Linked DNA regions of Homo sapiens: region 1 is linked to region 2. The links are chromatin contacts, found by Hi-C or POLR2A ChIA-PET in ENCODE. All regions are on one chromosome and are shown on one strand. Each heading gives the region's core, a stretch centred on a gene start or an enhancer-like site at or near the end of the contact. The rest is flanking DNA. Distances are from core to core; before and after follow the strand shown. Region 1 overlaps LOC124904169 (a long non-coding RNA gene). Region 2 overlaps ST3GAL3 (ST3 beta-galactoside alpha-2,3-sialyltransferase 3).

Evidence for each region. A loop is a pair of places that touch in the nucleus more often than their neighbours do. ChIA-PET counts read pairs that join two places held with the same protein, here RNA polymerase II (POLR2A). Pooled maps may share reads with other maps.
Region 1: a loop to region 2 is called in a map of body of pancreas, with 3 times the contacts of the local background. The contact joins two enhancer-like sites. A Hi-C loop is called at or near these places in 25 of 168 maps with a recorded cell type or tissue (Calu3, DLD1, HepG2 and 15 more), 9 of 37 single-sample maps with no recorded cell type and 24 of 50 pooled maps. POLR2A ChIA-PET finds 5 or more read pairs at or near these places in 7 of 52 experiments (K562, MCF 10A, OCI-LY7 and 4 more).

The regions. Positions count from the first base shown.
Region 1 is chr1:44,057,486-44,060,955 of GRCh38, reverse strand. The region is part of intron 2 of LOC124904169 (a long non-coding RNA gene); the gene reads left to right. It also overlaps a transcript of KLF17 not described here. Among named protein-coding and RNA genes, the nearest start is that of SLC6A9, 28 kb to the right of the region's middle. Within about 2 kb of position 1,620, at least 2 of the 41 ENCODE cell types and tissues checked have a DNase peak (open chromatin) inside an H3K27ac peak, as active enhancers do.
Region 2 is chr1:43,765,407-43,768,683 of GRCh38, reverse strand. All of the region lies in intron 2 of ST3GAL3 (ST3 beta-galactoside alpha-2,3-sialyltransferase 3), which reads right to left. Among named protein-coding and RNA genes, the nearest start is that of ST3GAL3-AS1, 40 kb to the right of the region's middle. RefSeq lists an enhancer at 1,260-1,795. Within about 2 kb of position 1,808, at least 5 of the 41 ENCODE cell types and tissues checked have a DNase peak (open chromatin) inside an H3K27ac peak, as active enhancers do.

The sequences.
Region 1 (3,470 bases), core at 371-2,870, 290 kb before region 2:
CGTAACCAGGTAGCTTGCTCACAGATCTTTTGAATGTTAACTTCAACTGCCCAGAGTTGTTGATGTATGTGCAACAGGTTTCATTAATAACTGCACAGACTCTACCTTGTTCAGCTAGTAGATAATCCAATGCTAGTCTGTTATTGAGAACTACATTTGCCAAAAAGTCTAGGGACTCTTGAATCCCCTTTAATGCCTGACCGCTATTGGTGGCTAAAGATTCTAGGGTTTGAGTCAAGTTCTTTAGGGTTCTTTAGGGTTCACATTCTTTAGGGTTCTTTAGGGTTGACTAGGGTTGAGTAGGTAAGCAAAGCCACCCTAGGGTGCTGCTAGTCCTATTGCTGCCCAAATTCCTTCCGATTGAATTAATCCAATTGCTCACTTACTTCTGGTGTTCCTGGGTCTTATGGGGTTACAGACCATGACCCCTGGAGGGGCAAGGGTGGCCAACATATGTTCATCTCTATTCCAAGTTTCATTCTTTTTTTGAGACAGAGTCTTACTCTGTCACCCAGGCTGGAGTGCAATGGCGTGATCTCAGCTCACTGCAACCTCTGCCTCCCAGGTTCAAGAGATTCACCTGCCTCAGCCTCCTGAGTAGCTGGGATTACAGGTACTCGCCACCACGCCCGGGTAATTTTTGTATTTTTAGTAGATGGGGTTTCACCATGTTGGCCAGGCTGGTCTCTAACTCCTGACCTCAAGTGATCCCCCTGGCTTGGCCTCCTAAAGTGCTGGGATTACAAGTGTGAGTCACCACACCCAGCCTATTCCAAGTTTTTTATATACAGAAGGCTGCTCCTAAAGGAACAGGTGGCTTCCTGGAGAGTCAGGAGTGGTTATGGGGTGTGACTTCTTCCCACTCATGGCCACAAACAAAATGAGCCTGGGGGGGTACACAAACAGAGGCCCTACGGGGTGTGATGTTTATCCTTGGCTGCCAAGTTGGGTCTCTAGAGGAGATATTTTCCCCCTGTTCTAATGGGAGTGGTCAAACAGTCTTGTTTTCCAGAAGGAACAGTGCTCCCACCTTCCCAGATTAGGCAGTTGTTTTTCCCTTGTATGTTCTGATCCAGGAGAAGGCACCATATATGGTCTCCTCACTGACAAGTGGAATCCCATTTACCTCATTGCAGCCTGGGAAACTTGGCAACTAGATTTGGATCAGAGTATCACAGGGAAACGTCTGCTTTTGTGTCATTAACACAACAGTGGATGCAAAAGATAGAATCATTAGTGCATTGGAGATATAGATACCCAACTTCCCAGCTCAAGGTAATAGTGGCAGGAGTTGGGGGGTGGTATTCAGATGGAATCGGAGGGGAATCAGGAGGAGAGTTTCACTTAACAAATAGGGATTTGGGTATTTGGGGATCACTATGGTTAGTTAGGAGGTCTGGAGAGATGGCTGTGAAATTTTCTGGGTAGGCCAGAAGGTAGAACTGTGCACCCTGGGAATATTGATGACAAATCCAGCAACCATGAAGATGATTCCCTGAGGCTATAATATTTGAAATATTTACGATAGGGTTATGTTCCCACCTGCACTGGATCAGGGTAATGAGGAAATCAAACAGGATTAATAGTGACAACATGGTGTCCAGTGGGCCTTAGAGTGGCCTCTATACCCAACAAGGACAAAAGAGGTGTTTCCCAAGAGGTTGGCTAAAGCAACAGAAAAGAAGGATTACAATCAGGAAGAAGAGAAAAATTACTGTTCCTATTCCCACCCACAGCATCACATTACCACCTCTGGCTGAGTGTTGATTCTTTTAAATAGGCAGCAGAGGTCCTCCAAAGGCTCACAGATGCAGGTCACAGGGGCCTCCTTTTGTGCTGCAACTCATAAGAAACAGGTTTAACCTGGACAGGGGTACCAAACTAGTTACTCCCTGAAGTTTAACAGCCGTAGGTGTACTCAACAACACCTGATACGGCCCCTTCCATTCATGTGTAATTGATCATTGGCGGATTCTTCTTTCCAAGTTTTTACTAAGACTAAGTCTCCTGGTTGATTGTGGAGGTTAACTATTTCCTTTGTTGAAGGGAGCGATATTTTGTTGAAGGGAGCCTCCAAAAGGCTTGGAGGGCCTTTTGAACCCAGCCTAAGTTGATAATATGGGTGAGCATTCTACGTGTCTCTTCATCAAACAGGAGATCTGAAGTTAAAAAGGGCCTCCCTGGAGCTTGCAGTGAGCCGAGACAGCGCCACTGCACTCCAGCCTGTGACTGAGCGAGACTCCGTCTCGGGAAAAAAAAAAAAAAAAAAAAAAAAAAAAAAAAAAAAAGGGCCTCCCATAAGTCATTTCAAATGGACTGTTTTACTGTTCCTTTGGAGTCATCCTTACATATAAAAGGGCGATGGGAGGCTGGGCACGGTGGCTCACGCCTGTAATCCCAGCACTTTGAGAGGCCAAGGTGGGTGGATCACAAGGTTAGGAGTTCGAGACCAGCCTGACCAACATGGTGAAAGCCCATCTCTACTAAAAATACAAAAATTAGCCGGGCTTGGTGATGCCTGCCTGTAGTCCCAGCTACTCGGGAGCCTGAGGCAGGAGAATCGCTTGAACCTGGGAGGTGGAGGTTTCAGTGAGCCGAGATCGTGCCACTGCACGATCAGCTTGGGCAACACAGCAAGACTCCGTCTCAAAAACAAAAACAAAAACAAAAAAAAGGCGATGGTGAGGAGAGAAACCCAGGCCTCTGAGGTCTCCTAACAGAGCTCTGCTAATGTCCTTTCAAAAACATTAGCTTTTTCTACCTTCCCCAAGGATTGAGGTCTCCAGGAGGGGTGAAGATGATACGTAATGCCTAAGGCTCAGGACGCCTGCTGGGTCACTTTAGCTGTAGGAGGGTCCATTATCACTCTGCTGACTTTTAGGTAATCCAAATCTTGGGATGATCTCTTTAAGTAGGAATTGGCACTTCTAATGCGTTTTCTGTTCTTGTGGTGAAATCCTCTATCCACTCGGTGAAAGTGTCTATAAATACTAGCAAATATTTCAGTCCCCTGTATGGTGGCATCTGAGTAAAATCTATTTGCCAGTCTTCCCCATGGTATGTTCCTTGATGTTGTACAGGAGTGAGTAGGGATGAGGGTATGGGCAGCTCCCTGGGTCATTACCGGCATAAAGTTCATGGGCCCTGGTGACCCACTTTACAGTCTGGAATAATTTCTTTCCCAGGAAGATTTGAGAAACTAATTTGAATAGGGAGTCCTGTCCCAAATGTAAGGAGTCATGGGAATACTTAATTATTTTCCATTGCTCAGCCTCAGGGAGAAAGAGTTTGTTGTTTTCTAGCAACCATCCTGAGGGATCCTTTTGTAAGCTTTTCTATTCTGCCCATTTAATTTCCTCAGAGATATAGTATGGTGCTGCTGACACAGGTGGAGTAGCTGGCATAAATGCAGTGAATGGGAATACTGGTGTTTCCTTAGCTGTGGCTTTAGCTGCTCTGTCTGGTGGAGC
Region 2 (3,277 bases), core at 559-3,058:
TCGGATATTATTCTAGAAATGGATCTATTTTCACAAAATTCTCAGGACTTTTGGCATAAAATTGTTCATACAGCCTCTTTTTATCTTTTTCAAGCCTATAGCTCCTGTAGTGTGGTCTCCCTTCCTGTTCCTGGCATTGTTCACTGGCACTTGTGCTTCAATTTCTCTCCTCCCTGACCTCCACAATCAGTCTTGCCAGAAGTCTGTCAATTTTAATTTTGAAAAATTTATTTTTTATTTTTAGAGATGGGGTCTTGCTCTGTTGCCCAGACTGGAGTGCAGTAGTGTGATCATATCTGACTGCAGCCTTGAACACCTGGGCTCAAGTGAGTCTCCTGCTTCAGCCACCTGGAGTAGCTAGGACTGCAGGCATGTACCACCACACCCAGCTAATTTTAAAAAAAATTTTTTTGTAGAGACAGGCTCTTGCTGTGTTGTCCAGGCTGGTCTCAAACTCCTGGCCTCAAGTGATCCTCAAATACTGGCCTCTCAAAGTGCTGGGATTATAGGCATGAGCCACTGTGCCCAGCATTTGTCAATTTTATTAATCTTTTTTTAAAAAAACTTGCTCCTTGGAAAAGTATGTTAATCTTTTGAAAGAACAAATTTTTGACTTTGTTGATCCTCTGTATTTTTTTTTCTTTTTCATCAAACTATTATTTTCTGTTTTCCTTCTTTGGGTTTAATGTGCTCTACATTTTCTAACTTCTTGAAATTGATGTTTAGATTACTAATTTTTTTCAACCTTCGGTTATTTTTCTAACATGCATTAAAGTCTACAAACTTCCCTCTATGCTTATAGGTTATAGTAGCATCATACAAGTTTTGACAAGTTTTGATATTTTCTTTTTTTTTTTTTAATTATACTTTAAGTTCTGGGATACATGTGCAGAACGTGCAGGTTTGTTACATGGGTAAACACGTGCCATGGCGGTTTGCTGCACCCATCAACCCATCATCTACATTAGGTATTTCTCCTAATGCTATCCTTCCCCTACCCCCCCACCCAAGTTTTGATATTTTCAGTATCATGCAATTCAAAATATTTTCTACTTCCCATGATTTTTTCTTTGACCCAATGATTATTTACAAATTCATTTCTTAATATTCTAGTTATCTTTTTGTTATTCATTTCTAGCTTAATTTCACTGTGGTCAGAGGATTGATTCTGCATGTGATCAATCCTCTGACACTTGTTGAGACTTGCTTTAGGTATGGTCTGTGGCTTCCCCTTCATTTACCTGATGAAGTCTAAACTGTTCCCTGTTCACTGTGACATATAAAGAAGGACCTTTGTGACCTGACTCATTACCTACCTGCCCAGGGAGTACCATCCCCCAGAGACTCTATATGCCAGCCACATCCATCTTCCCCTGGTTTTCACTCATGCCATGCCTTGCACTCTTGCGCCTCTATCCATAATCTTCCCTCTGCCTTTCTGCTCCTCCTAGCCCTCCCTACTCAGCTCAGATGTTACCTCCACCACAAGGCCTTTCCAAGCATCTGTCCGTCCCTGAAACTCCTCAAGTGGTGAAGTGCTGTGGCTATTGGTATCCCTACCTCTTTTCTTTCTCTCGCAATCTAGCCTCCACACAGCTGCCAAAGTGAGCCTTCTAAAATGCAAATCCGACCACATTTCTCTCTCTCCTTTTCATCAGCTGCTTCCGCCTAACTCAGAATCCAAACTCTGCATTCCACACAAGACTCTCCCAGCCCTTTTCCAGGCCCCTCCACTTTATTCATGCTACTATCACTGCCTAGAATGCACTTCTCATCTTATTCATTCATCTTTCAAGTCCAGGCTTGAGAGTCACTTCCTCTTATTTTGCTGAGGGAATAAAGGAACACAACCTCCCATTTTAAATTCTAGGTGCTCAACAGAAATTCCAGAAGAGACCTCTGTGTTGTTAATTTTCCTTCACACAAAAGTCCAGAACACTACTTTTCCACCAGGTCTTTCCATTAAGGGTAGAAGCCTTTAATGGCCCTGCTGCATTAAATCTAAACTCCACACCTCACCTTAGGGCCTTCTGTCATCGACTCTGCCCTGCTCTGCAATCCTCGGTCTCACTACTCCCCGCCCCCCACCATTCCTCACAAGCCGCTCTCAGCTCTCACTGAAGCTTACAAAATATTTCGAGTACTCTGTCTGCTAGAGCACTTTCCCAGGTCCCCACATGTCCTACCCCAACCGCCAGGTCCCTGCTTCAGTGCCCATCTCTTCCTCAAAGCTTTCCTTGACATCACTTCTTATTTATTTACTTATTTTTTTTTAAATCGCCACTTCTTTGTTGTCTCTGAAACACTTCATCTCATTGTCTTGTCCTTGGTTACTTCCTGTGAGTCTCAGCTTTCAGTCTTTAAAATTCCCAGGCCCAGGCACCTCTCTTCCTAAATGCCCCACACTGCCTGGAATAAAGCTGAGTAAGTAACAAGCTGTCAGTCAGCAGTAATCCTCATAGACTGACAGAAGAAGTCATTGATATCTCTCCCTTGGCCTCTCTTCCTCTGACTTAAGGGCTACTTGGGTGGTATTCATGTGAATCCGGGCAAGGAGCTGTCAGGGCTATTTGAATGACTATTTCCTTGTAATTTCCTCCACTGGATTTTTTATTCCAGCTCTTAGAGGAGAAATAGGAACATGAATAATGGTGCTGGTCTCAGTGAAGAGACCTGTCTCTTCAAGCTTCTTTCTTCAAGCACAGAGAAGCTCATGTGCTTCCCTGCAGCACACATCTATCTCCATTGTTACCATGTGAAAGACATCAATCCTGTTATGGCTGAGGGAAAGAGGAGCTTGTTTTTACAGCTACATGGCAGGATCAGAAGCTTCTCAATCTTCTCCTATACCACTAAAAAAAAAGCGCACGCGGACGCGCGGACGCGCGCGCGCGCGCGCACACACACACACACACACACACACACACACAGACACACACAGACACACACATGCACATGAAATTGTTTTACCCTTTTTTGCCTTTCCAGAGCAAGGAATCCTTAAATTCTCAGCTCTGTATTCCTCCCTTCTTTTCCTTCTCTCTGATAAAGTTTAGCTTTCCTCAGCCTTTTAAAATGTCCCCAGGTAAGTAAAACTATGATACTATGATGGTGGCAATTTAAGTATTTTAAGTGTGGGGAACCTAAAACATACAGTTTTAGAAGTGTCTTTGATTCACCAATAGTGATGAAATGGAGCCACCACACAGGTATGAGCAACATCACAGTGTAGCTGTGAGGGCTACGTGGCCTCCTCTCAGTTAGGTGGGACCACACG